3 separate regions of the Mus musculus genome follow, and all the other regions are linked to region 2. A link is a contact called in ENCODE POLR2A ChIA-PET data. All regions are on one chromosome and are shown on one strand. Each heading gives the region's core, a stretch centred on a gene start or an enhancer-like site at or near the end of the contact. The rest is flanking DNA. Distances are from core to core; before and after follow the strand shown.

Region 1 (4,058 bases), core at 219-2,718, 140 kb after region 2:
GGACCTGAAGGGACAAGCACATGACCCCAGTCACTCGGAAAGCTGAGGCAGAAGGCTCACAGGTACAAGATCTCCCTGGGCTATGGAATGAATTGAACGCCAGCCTGGGTAAATAACAAGACCCTGTCTCAAAATTTAAAAAGCTTGCCATCTGTGGCCGGAGCACAGTGGCGAAGACAATGGTTATTAGCATTCAAATTAGAGTTCAATCCTCTAGCCCCCAAATAAGATGGGGCTGGTGGGGTGGCTCAGCAGGAGGGGCTTGGCTTTTCTCCCTACAACACCACTCCCTAACCCCCAAAGTCAGTAATGGTAAGGAAAAATTGCATATGAGTTTCATAAAAACTGTCTACTATAGCAGGAAACTGTAAGAGAAACATGGATATATATGTATGTGTGTATATTTTCATATATATAACGCTATAGTAATATAGTGCATATAATTAACCAAAGCCAAAATTTACAATCTGTATATGTGTTATATGAGAATATAACTTTAAGGCTGGCGAGATAGCTCAGCCGGTTAAGAGCACTGACTACTTCTGAAGGTACTGAGTTCAAATCCCAGCAACCACATGGTGGCTCACAACCATTGGTAATGAGATCTGATGCCCTCTTCTGGTGCAACTGAAGTCAGCTACAGTGTACTTACATATAATAAATAAATAAATCTTTAAAAAGAGAGAGAGAGAGAGAGAATATAACTTTAGCTAGGTGGTGGTAAGATGCACCTTTGATCCCAGCAGATTAGGAAGCAGAGGCAGGCAGATCTCTGAGTTGGAAGCCAGCCTGGTCTACAAAGTGAGTTCCAGGACAGCCAGGGCTATAGTGAAAAAAAAAAAAAAAAACCAAAAAAATTTGGAGGGTGGGCATAGTGGCTCACACCCTTAATCCCAACATGAAGGAGGCAGAGGCGGGTGGATCTCTATGAGTTTGAGGAAAACCGTGGTTGGCCTCAACTGTTTAGGAAAGAGTTAATATGGGTGACTATGGGTCCGTTCTAGGCTCTTTACGGAGAAGTGGCGTATGGATTCTTCTTCCCTTCCCAACCCCCACTCCTGTCCCTCTTCTGTCCTCCTAGGTGGTGTTCCCTACCCTGTTCCGCTGACCAGGCCAGCTGGTTGCTCACAGTCTCCACAATCATATTGGCAGCGTCTTCATCTTGGAACAGGATTTGGAGCTGCTGTAGGTCCCCAGAGAACAGGGCATTGTGGACAGCTGGGTCTCGGCAGGAGCGGCGAGGCCTAAGGAGCTGGGCCTGGGGACAAGGGAGGTCCCTGTGCCTGCGGCACTGCTGGGCAGCAGCTCTCCTCCTGTCCTCCCAGTCCAGCCACTCTCTCTGCAGGCGGAGAGCACGCAGTGTGGAGGATGTGAAAGGAAAGCTCTCCCCTGCCATGAGGGGTCCAGTGGTCTGGGCAGTGCCACCTAGGCAGAGAATCGTTCCTTGTCCCAGCTAGCACCTTGCTCTGGGGAGCCACCCTGCCCCCTTCTTGGTAAGCTGGAGAAACAGCTGAGGCTATAAATAGGCCCCTCACTGCATTGGTAAACAGTTTGCCTAGAGTCATGATCTTAATGCAGATGGTATTGGGCCAGCCTCTGACCCTGCTGGTACCCTTTTGTTGGTCAACAGGGCCTCAGCCAAAGGTCACTCCTGGACCCCACTTCTCTGGAGTGAGCCTTCTAGTCAAAGCAGTCAACCATGAGATGGGTGGGCAGGACAGGGTAGAGGAAGGACCAGGGTCCTGCAGCCTCTGAAGTATTGGCTGGTAAAAAGGGTAGAAGCCCAGGATGGCCCATAGACCTCAGTCTGGGGAAGTGGAGAGAGCTTCCAAGAAGCCAAACCACTCTTCCTGAATTTGAAATAACAGCAACCACTGCACACACACACCATGCTTTCTAGAACTGAAATCACTCTCAGATCCATCTCTACTCAGATGACCAGTCAGTGTTGTAATACAAGACAGATTTGGTCAGGAAATGAGGCCAAGCTAAGAATTTCAGTTCAGCACCTGAGATGGATAGAGACTTACAGGACGTAAGGTTTTGTTGTTGGCAGTGCTGCTGTTTTTGTTTTTTGAGACAGGGTTCCTCTGTGTAGTCCTGGCTGTCCTGAAACTAGCTCTGTAGACCAGACTGGCCTTGAACTCAGCGATCCACTTCCCTTTGCCTCAGGAATGCTGGGATTAAAGGGATACACTACCACACCTGGGTGGAATTTAAGTCTTAAAAAGGTAAAACTGACTCAAAGTTACATAGCTTGTGGGGGTGTGCCAAGGCCTCCAGTGGGCCACACTTTAGATAAGTACCCTAGAGGGTAGTGCTATGTTGGGTAGACAGTTGAGCAAATCCTCTTCTTGTCCCCTCATGCCGAAACTGGGCACGGTCTCTACCTTCAGTGACTAGTTTTTTTTTTCCCTCCCTGGTTTCTAGGGGAATCACGTGCCTGACTGCGGATGTGTCCAGGGATTTGACCTTGGAAGTGGAGACTGAAGGGATGAGACTTTTGGGAAACTACGCCCCATTCGCTTTAGGAGGAAATGGCTGTACTTCCAGGAGCCTCTAGGGGGAGGAATGAGGCCGCGGAAACAACAACAGCTGGTCGATTAGCTGGCAGGGGAGGGTGGAGGGATGTCAGCGGGCTTCTGTCTTCAAGACTGCAGGCTCTGCAGTGTCTTGGCAATGCCATGTGGGTCCCTCCTTGCTCCCGGTGCTTGCTCCCACCCACTCTCCAGCAACCTTCTCCTCCTCTGTATCTCTCACTTCCCCCTGGCCGCAGGCTCCCACACAGAATGTCTCTCCTACAGTTTTGTCCTCAGCTTCAGTTCCTAGCCTCCAGCCTGGATGGGTCTAGCCTGTGTCTCCTTCCTCTGACCACACTCAGCCCTGTCACAATCACCTATCCAAGAAGGTCACTTTTCCTTAAAAATGTCTGCAGTTTGGCTCAGGCTCTTCCAGAGAAATCCCGAATCCCTGGTCTGGCCCCATGCCACACAGCATTCTCACCAGGTCCTTTACCCTTCCCTGCTGTCCCAGTGGCTTGGGGTCTCCTAACTCACCCATTCAAGGCACTCTGCTGTGTGGAGGTGTGCCTGCAGTAGCTACTCAACTAGAAGGCCATCGGATGGGTTTGGCAAAGTACCCATGCCAGAGACATCATTCTACCATGCTAAATGTGGGTTCTGGGGCAGGCCCTGGCATGGTCGGTCTTGACACAATGTTTAGGAGCCCTTGGCTCATGGCAGGCTGGCCTCTCTGAACATTGAATGAAGGTCCCTATTCTCTGCCAGAACAAACACTCACCCACCACCCAGAGTGGGTGGCAGTGACCTGGGCCTTTTCCGGCACGTCCCTCACCCTCTGTTCAGTCAGTCTGTGCTTGGCCCCAGCTTCTTGGTGGTGTTCCAGGGAGGGGGTCCCAGATGAAGAGTGAGATCATGCCTAGTGAGGGTTTGAAGATCCTCAGAGAAAGGCACCTCTATGGACGCAGCTATGATTAACCCCACTGGAAGCCATACCATGTTTTAATTGCCCCGCTGACTGCCTAGCGGAGCACCCACAGCTGAGTTCCCAGGGTTGGGAGTGTGGCAAAGCTGGGTGGGGTCGAGGAGGGCCAAAGTGGTGGGTGTCCCTTCGCTCCCCAGGCATCTAACAGTCAGAGCCTAACCTCTGCCCTGCTTTCTTGCCTCAGCAGCCTGAAAAGTACTCACTACAGCTTTGTCCCTCAGAGATACCACTGTGTAGGCTTGGACGGCAGGGAAAGGACGGGGGTGGGGGTGGGGGGCTGGGGGCAGAAGTTGATCTGGAGGGACCAGTGCCAGGGGATCTGGAGCTCAGTCGGCCTCCTAGCTCAGTCCGAGGTGCAGTGAAGCACCGACAAACTAGGATAGCAAACAGTTTGGCCTTAGTTGAGACTGGGCAGGAGGGACCAGGGCTCAAGGTGACCGATTGCAAACACAAGGTGGTTTGGTTGACAGGACCACCTAGATGGGCCTGGCCCAGGCCTACGCTAGAGGCAGAGCTCGGCATAGCAGCAGGCAGAGGAGGGAGGGGAGCACGGG
Region 2 (4,228 bases), core at 1,214-3,713:
CTGGTCAGCCCTCCCTGGGTCTGAACTTTGGATTTCTCTTGGGGGGTGGGGGGGGGATTCAGTGGCTGGACAGAGGCTCTGGCTCTTTGCCTCTGGAAAGTCCCGCTAGATGGTGACAGTGTTGGCCTTAGACAGAGAGTTGTTGCTTAGATCTTGATATTGGATTGAAGTTCTGCCTCTACCTGGAAATGTTTCCACAGGCTTTGGGGATGCAAGCTGGAGGTCTCCCAGCTCCTGCCCTCCCTGGGGCTTGCCCTGCTCGAGCTCCTGGCCAGGCCAGCTTTGATACCAGTTCATTCCATCTGCTGCTCCGTTCTCAGAAGTCTCAGTGAGAAGTGATTGCTTGGGCCTTTTTATCTGTATGATGGCCACAAGCTGCCTCCAGGGCCCCTGGAAACTCACTGCTTCCTCCAGGTCTGTAGTTCTAGTAACCTCGTTACTCCGGACATTCCTACAGACTGCAGATGGCCTCGGACAGACACTGGGAGTCATGTTGCTGAGGCAGTGACCTCATTGAGAGCAAATAGGATCTTTTGAGTGACTTCAGGGGACTCTTTTCTCATCTATAAACTGGAAGTTGGGGTAAGGGGTGGGCAAAGAATTAATTACCGCTGGTTATGGTCTTTCATGCCTGTAATCCCAGCATCTGGGAGGCAGGAGTTCGAAGTAATTCTTGCCTAAACATGGAGTTTCGGGTTAGCCTGGGCTATGAGTCACTGCTTCAAAACAAACAGAAAATAAAGCCAAACCCCAAATCATAAACAAGAAAGGGAGGGAGGGAGAGAGGGAGAGAGAGAGGGGGAGAGAAGAGATTATACACAGGGCCTTCAGTTTTCTTCTCTACAGAATAGAAAAATCATCTCTGCTCAGAAACGTGGTAAAACATTAACTTTGAGGTTGAAATGGCCTTAGCAGGCGCTGGATTCCCAACTGAACCGACAGCTTATGAAACGACTTTTGTGTTACCTTTTTTTTTTTTTTTTTTTTGGTTTTTCGAGACAAGGTTTCTCTATATAGCCCTGGCTGTCCTGGAACTCACTTTGTAGACCAGGCTGGCCTCGAGCTCAGAAATCCGTCTGCCACTGCCTCCCAAGTGCTGGGATTAAAGGCGTGCGCCACCATGCCCAGCTTTTGTGTTACTTTTAAGCCAGGTTTGGGGTGAGAGGACACAGGATAGGACAGGGCAGCACAAGCGACACTTCACTCGTGACTCTCCTGCCGCCTCTGCCTCACGGCCAACCGACTGCCCGGGCCTTTTGATCATTGGCTGCTTTCCTAACTACCCGTTTGCTCTCACTCCGCCCCCAAAGCTGGAGGATCCGAGCCATGGAAATGCCGAAAGGGTTTTCTCAGGGTAAAGTTATGGTTGGCCACTTGGAATCCACGTGCTAGCTGGGCTGGCTGGGCGGCTCCAGCGCGGTCTGCAACCAGTTGGGGACTGAGGGGCGGAGACGGTAGTGACGTCAAAGCCGCGGCCTTTTCTTCTTAAAGGTGCAGCCTCACACCGCGTGTTCCAGTTTCTGTTAACACCGTTTTAGCTTGGAAGTCTTAGAGGCGAGGCGGGCGGTGGGGTGCCGGGTACTGAGCTGGTGCGGAAACAGCGCTGTTTGCAAGCCCACCGGGGAAGGCAGCGGCAAAAGTTTTAACTTGAGTCCATTTCATTTTCTGTAAAATGGGGGTACCTACGTCTGTAATTACCTACTATGAAAAGTTTTGGTAGAGGCCATTTCTGGCCTACATTGGAAACTATGCCAGCAAAGGTTACGTAGATCGTCTTGGGGGAAAGAAACAAAAAACTTCTAAGTATTAAAAGTGGTAACAGTCTAAGATCTGTCGCGAAACACTGGTTTTCTTTCTTGCTCTACGTTCTCTGTGTCCTCGGCCCAAAGAGGTCCTGTAAATTTGCCCAGGGCCACACCACGTCTAGCCCAGGTTGCAGGTCGGCTGACAAGGCTGCCCTGCAGGTCATAAAGCGTTCTGGGGTTGCAACCCCGTTTCATCATCCGTAAAAGAGGATGGTGATTCCAGCCAACAGGCTCGCCATAAATCGTAAACTCCCGCCACGGAGCTAAGTGGGCAGATGTTTGCCATTGCTGTCCCACACTCTGATGACCTTGAAGAACCGACCCTCGCGGCAGCTGCCTCGTAAAAGGACGCGGAGCAGCAATACCCAAGCGGTCAGGAAAGTTCCAGCGATCGCAGGTCTGGACTCCCCGGACAACACTCCTGCAGGGCGTGGGCAGAGGAGAGCTACTGGAGCCGGGTGCAAGCGCCGTCCAGTCGGCGACCTTGACCTGCCGGCCGCAAGGAGCGCGGGGCCGCGGCGACCCGCCCACGCGGCCGCGGCGCAAGGGCGGAACTGGGGGGGTGGGAGGAGGGCCGCGAGTGGGCGGAGCTCGTTGCACTCCGTGCGCGCGGCCGGTCGGCCACGGGGCGGGGCTTCGCCTTCTGGGGGCGGAGCCGGTCTCACCGCTCTCCCGGGCGGCCGCTGTGCGAAGCGGGCACGCGCGGACCCTGCACCGGCCGCGGAGCCGCTATGGGCCCGCCAGGCCCCTGGCGTGGCGCGGCGCAAGGACCGGCTCCGAGCCAGGTGGGCGGGCCTGGGCTGGAGTGGGTTCTCCGAGGGTCCCCGGCTGGGAGGGGAATCGAGGCCGCGGGAAGGGGGTGGGCCTCTCCGTGAACCCCTTTACTGGGCCTGGGCATGGAGTGCGGCCGAGTCTCGGTGAAAGGGTTTGTTACTAGGTCTCTGCTTCCATCTCCGCGGCTTGTGTTTAAGAGAGAGAGGAGGCAGACAGAGAATGTCCTGCCATCCAGGCCTCACGGCCTGTCCTCTCTGGCCCCAGGCAGGCAGTGTGGGGGAGGGCCAGCAATCTTGGGAAGGAAGGTGGACCTTCCTCTATCAGCAGATTTGTTTACACGTTTCTCTCGGTGCCCGACTCGACCTCTCCTCGCCCGGGGCGCTCATGTGTCCGCCCAGATGTTGGGTGGAGGGGCTCAGGTGTTTGATCTTTCGGCCTCTGGTCTGGAGGAGCATGTGGCTGAGAAAATAGCCATCACTGTCTTTGGCCGACGGCTATTCTAGCTTCTTTCCAAACGAATGACGTAACCTTGAAGGTCACAGCAACCTTTGAGCCTTAGTTTTCCCCTCGGCAAAGTGAGCACATTTCTAGATTTTAAAGATTATAGAGGCAAACTCTGGATGAGACCTGAGTGCGCTGTCGTTAAAGTCCCAGAGCACCTTAGCTCATGCTTGCTCCCCACTCCCCCCACTCAGGCCTGCCTTGTCAGGGGGTAAGCTCCATTTGACTGTGGTGTGTGTTTTCAGGATTGAAATTCCAAGATGGATGATCAGGACCCTGGGGGCATTAGCCCCCTTCAGCAAATGGTGGCCTCAGGAGCCGGGGCTGTGGTCACCTCCCTCTTCAGTAAGACCTGGGGAGATGGGGGATGGGGCAGCTGGGGGTTAATGTGGGCTAAAGGTTGGAGGCAGTTTGGTTCTGATAAAGAAGAGGGTGAGTGGTGTCCTGAAGGAACCTTCAGACCTACCTCCTTCCCCAGTGACACCCCTGGATGTGGTGAAGGTCCGCCTTCAGTCTCAGAGACCCTCGGCAACCAGCGGTGAGTACCAGATCAAGGCGAGCTGCCTGACAAAATAAGGATTTCCCAGAGATGGGGTTCTAGTGGGGGAGGCTGCATTCCTGACCACCAGGGCTGACCTTTGTGTTTCAGAATTGACAACTCCCTCCAGATTCTGGAGTCTCTCCTACACCAAATGTGAGTGCCCCAAGCCCCAGGCCCTTGGGAGGGCCCAGGGAAGAAGTGTTGAGTATCCCTCGAGTACCTGGGTTACCCATGATCATAGAGTAGTACATGAGCCCAGCAGTGGTGGTGCACGGTGCGCACCTTTAATGTCCCACTTGGGAAGCAGAGGCAGGCGGATTTCTGAGTTTGAGGCCAGCCTGGTCTATGGAGTGAGTTCCAGGACAGCCAGGGCTACACAGAGAAACCCTCTCTCGAGATCCCCTCCTGCCCCCCCATACTTTGAGGCCACATTAGTCAGCTTTCTGACACTGGAATAGCCACATATTGACCCAGCTATGTCACCCAGCAAGGCTCCAGGCCCTTCCACCCTAATGTCCGTTCCCTTTCCCAGCATCCTCCGCTCTACAGTCCCCAGGGAAGTGCCTCCTATACTGCAATGGAGTCCTGGAGCCCCTGTACCTGTGCC
Region 3 (4,397 bases), core at 208-2,707, 150 kb before region 2:
CCCTTGGACTTTCAGCTCTGCCCACACCCTCACCTTCCCTGGTGCCAGGTACAAATTCCAGAGGCTTGCTAGCTGACTAGGGAGAGCTCCAGGTTTAAGGAGAGACCTTGTCTTAAAATCAGGTAGAGGGGCTAGAGAGATGGCTCAGCTGTTAAGAGCTGATACACATACATACATACATACATACATACATACATACATACATACATTCATTCATTCATGTAGGCGAAGCAGTCTTACACTAGGTAAAATTAAACAGCCCCCCCTCACTCCCCCACCCTGTGAAAACATTAAAGAAAACAAGAGCTGGAAAGATGGCTAAGCAGTTAAAAGCACTTGTTCCACATGCAGAGCACCTGGGTTTGTTTCTAGCACTGACATACATGGTGATTCTTAACTGTAACTCTAGCTTCAGGGGATCCAATGACTCTGAACATGAATATATATGTGTGGAGGGGGGAGAGGAGTGGGAGGGGGAGGGAAAATAGTAAGAAAAAAACGTCAAGCTCTTGGTAGCCATGTGTTTAAGTTTCTCTCTTCTTCAAGGTTGTGATCCCTTTGTTATGCCTTGATTTATATGTAGCTTTAAGATAGGTCATTCTTTTCATTACAGTCCCCCCCCCCCACAGTGTCACTTAGATTTTGTTATTTGAAGCAATGTCTTATAGCCCAGGCTAGCTTTGAACTTCCTATGTAGCCAAGGATAAGCTTGACTTAATTTCCCCTCAGCCTCAAGCAGGAATAGACACTCGTTTATATTTACAACTATTAGGTTAATTTATTGGTTATCTGACTTCCTGCCTGGAATGGAAGCCCTTTGAGAGATTTTTTTGGTACCTCTTAAGTAACATTATTATGTATTAATTTTAAAAATACCCTCTTTGGACATCGGGGGGCGAGCCTCTACTACATAGAGAGCTACAGGAAACCCTGTCAACAAAATAACAAAAACAAAACAAAAAAACATTAAAAGTACTCTAGCTGTAAAGTCAGATCTCATGCTACTGTATAGCATTACACTGTATATTATTACAAATACGGGATGGGCTTGACCGTAAACAAGAGCATAAGAAAGAAAGACTTCTGAACACTGCTAAGGGAGCAAGTGAATACTTCCCAGGCCCCCAAATGCTCTGCCCTGCTGATCTTTCCCTCCGGAAGCGCTTACGCGCGCCGGCGCGAGTGCGCATGCGCGGCCCGCTGGGGTCGCTCGGGGCCGGGCGTGAAACCGAGCGATGTGAGAGGAAGGTTCCGCCTCCAGGCCTGCGCGCCTTCGGGATTCCCGTCGGAACGAATTCCTGTTCCCTCCTCTTCCCAACACCCCCCCAACAATCCCTCGCCAAGCACACATCCTCCACCCCCCTCCCCACGCCTGCTGCGCGCGCCCGGTGGGCGTGGGAGGGGGCGTGGAAACAGAGAGGGGGCGGGCGTAGCGGGAGGGGAGGAGCGAACCGGAGAGCGTCGTCCTGAGGAGGAGTGAGAGCGGCAAAATGGCGGACCGCTTCTCCCGCTTCAACGAGGACCGAGACTTTCAGGTAAACACGGGCGTCGCCGAGGACCACCCACGCCCCCGGAGGGCTCGCCGCGAGCCCGGGGCCGCCTCCCTCCCGGCCTCCTGGCTCTCCTTCCTTCTGCTCTCCGCTCCACCTTGCAAGCCGGCTCTCGCCCCTTCCTGCCTCTCATTTCTCCAGGGGCCTCCGGGGCTGAGATGAGGCCGCGTCCCCGGCTTCATCCCTATTCACGCCGCTTCTTCGGCTCGGCTTTCCTCCTATTTTGCTCCTGGCTTCCCGCTCCGCAGCCGGGCGCTTTGTGGGGGTTGCGCTTTGCTTGTCTCGGGGCCTGTGCAGGCGCAGGGCCGGCCCGGCCCCCGGGGGAGAGGGCTGGGGCGGGGAAGGCTTGGGCCAGCGGTTTTCAGGCCGGGGCTATGGAAGCCTTGGCTTTTGCTCGCCCCGATCATCCTGGGGATCGCCTCTCCGTTTTCCCATTGTGACAAACAAGCCCTTTATCGACTGTCTAACCTAGTCTTCCCCCTGGTAAAGGGCGCCCTTTCTTATCAAAGACGCCTTTTTTGTTGAGGCGAGCCATTGAGCTTTCTCTGGGCATAAATAACTGCTGTTGTTTACAGGCCGTTAATTGGGTTGGGGACAGTAAGGTATAGGTCTGTGGACTGGCGTAAACTTAACTTCGAGACCTACCAAGATTTGTAAAGAAGCATAATTATGGCCTTTCCAAGCGGGAGTAAATTCGTTCCTAAACCTTGATTTTTTTTTTTTTTCTTTCTTCGTTTGCAAATGTTGATCTGGGAAAGATGTCCGTGGGGTGGCAGGCATTAAAGAAAAAAACAACAAAAACAAAACAAAACAAAAAAACAAACAACAAAGGCCGAATTAGAATCATTAGGCTTTTAGATATTGAAATTGTTACTGCAGGCATAGTTGGGAGACAATAAGGGATTTAGTAGCCTTTGGTTATTTCTAGGTAAAATACATCCTCAGTTGCAAATCACTGCATTACTACCGCATCTCCTGGCAACAGCAATTTAGGTCAAGGGATGAGCCTCCGAACTCGAGTTTTTGTATTCCTTTCAGCTTCCTCAACGCACCTCTAGCTGTGTCAGAAGGCAATTTGAAGGGTTTGAATTCTTGGAGATGATTGGGTTGATAGACAAAGCAATTTCAACTGGTTTAAAATCAACACTGTTAAATAGTCTTAGGTGTAGAACGCTATGGGAAGTTTTGCAGCAGTAAGGGATTTGGGAGTTGCTGAAAATGCCTTGTGGTCATGTGCCTGCCGCAGAAACTGCAGCCCAGCACAGCATCTTAAGGTGTTTTAAGGATTTATCTCAGGTCTTCCAAAGTTTGAGGTGGACATTTGATACCCGAGAAGGAAGGCAGGCTTATCTTTCTTTTCTTTCTCCCTATATCAAGCCCTATGAAGCAGGTATAAAGTATATACGCTTTATTACTATTTTTTGTTAATTTAAAATTATTTAGGAGACAGTAGATGACGAAAACCTTCCAATGCTTTTCAGAGAAAAGAATTTCAAGGTGACCTAATAAAATTGAAAACAGACAGTTTTGAGGAAAAATGGCCCTCAAGTATTTCAGCTGGCTCAAACGGGGTTTTGAATGAAGATATTGAAAACTGGCTATTAGGATGTGAGTGTCGTCACTTGGAAACTGAGCAGGGAGACTCTTCTTCGATGCTTTAGTTGAGGTACTATAAAATCTGACTTATGGGATTTATGAGATGGGTCAGTGGGTAAAAAGCCTCCGCCTCACAAGCCTGGCCGCCTCAGTTTGATCCCTGGAAGGTGGAAGGAGAGATCCAACTCCAAAAAGTTGGCTTCTGACCCCAAATTATATGTCCCCTCACATGATATGCACAATAATAAAAAGTCACAGCCTTAAAGGTGGCTTAGGGAGTTTGCCATCAAATCTGAGCGGAGTTAGTGCCTGGGCATCCACAAGCTGGGAGGAAAGAACCAAGCCAGTTCCCCAGAGTTGGCCTCTAACAGCCCCCATGACGTAAATATAATAAAACGGTTTTAAAACCAGAAATAGATCCTTTGAGCTCTTTGATGTTCGTACATACATTTTAATTGTATTTTCTGCACTTGCTCTGACATAACCCACTTAAAATTCTAAATGTCGCAGTATTTTGCATAAAGGGTATTGGAAATGGGAAAATTGTTGTGAAACCATGTCGTATATATCTCATACTAGCACTAGCCTCAAGTCTGCAGTCTAGCCAGGGAGGACTTTGAATCTCTGACTCCCCTTCCTCAACCTCTGAAGTGCTGGGATTACAGGTGTGGTCTTTCATCCCCAGGGTTTTGTGGTGATACTAGCAAGCACTATTACCCACTGAGCTAAGTCACCAATCCAGAAATGGAATTATATTTTAAATTATGTTTTATTTATTTATGTATATATTTATGTTTGTGTGTATGTGAGTATCGGGTTCTCAACTACTAGTTACATTCCCAGTCCCTTTTGCAGATTATTATGCTATAGTTTCTAAAAAAGACCATGCCTTTAAAAATACTTAAGGGCCAGGGGTATAATATGTTCAGTGGTAGAGTATTTCCCTAATATGTGAAGGATTTGATCCTTAACACCATGGTAGTAATAATAGTAACAAAAATAATAATAAAGTGAGAATAGCTAATTTATTTGTCTCTGGCTGTTTTAATACTGATCAGCTGTCAGTACAGCCCTTTGGTTTAGAGCCACTGAAGAGGGAGGGAAACAGGAGGATGCTCTTTGAGTAATAGATCTTCAAATATGTTTTCAAGTTTAGATTACTAAAGTTAATGTAGCCTTTTAAGGTTTTAAGTAGTTGAGCATAACAAGATCCTGTCTTTTTTTTTTTTTTTTTTTTTTTTTTAACGTATA

The links. ChIA-PET counts read pairs that join two places held with the same protein, here RNA polymerase II (POLR2A).
Region 1: POLR2A ChIA-PET joins it to region 2 with 32 read pairs in embryonic stem cell. The contact joins the promoter of Asb16 here to the promoter of Slc25a39 in region 2. POLR2A ChIA-PET finds 5 or more read pairs at or near these places in 4 of 5 experiments (Patski and embryonic stem cell).
Region 3: POLR2A ChIA-PET joins it to region 2 with 10 read pairs in embryonic stem cell. The contact joins the promoter of Gpatch8 here to the promoter of Slc25a39 in region 2. POLR2A ChIA-PET finds 5 or more read pairs at or near these places in 2 of 5 experiments (Patski and embryonic stem cell).

What each region holds. Positions count from the first base shown.
Region 1 is chr11:102,266,161-102,270,218 of GRCm38, reverse strand. Asb16 (ankyrin repeat and SOCS box-containing 16) reads right to left here and starts at 1,468. Exons shown (of 5, transcript NM_148953.3): 1 at 1,096-1,468. The coding sequence starts at 1,396.
Region 2 is chr11:102,405,752-102,409,979 of GRCm38, reverse strand. Slc25a39 (solute carrier family 25, member 39) reads left to right here and starts at 2,463. Exons shown (of 12, transcript NM_026542.3): 1 at 2,463-2,590; 2 at 3,326-3,425; 3 at 3,559-3,618; 4 at 3,730-3,774; 5 at 4,154-4,228. The coding sequence starts at 3,341.
Region 3 is chr11:102,553,218-102,557,614 of GRCm38, reverse strand. It overlaps Gpatch8 (G patch domain containing 8), which reads left to right and starts at 1,457. Exons shown (of 8, transcript NM_001159492.1): 1 at 1,457-1,535. The coding sequence starts at 1,491.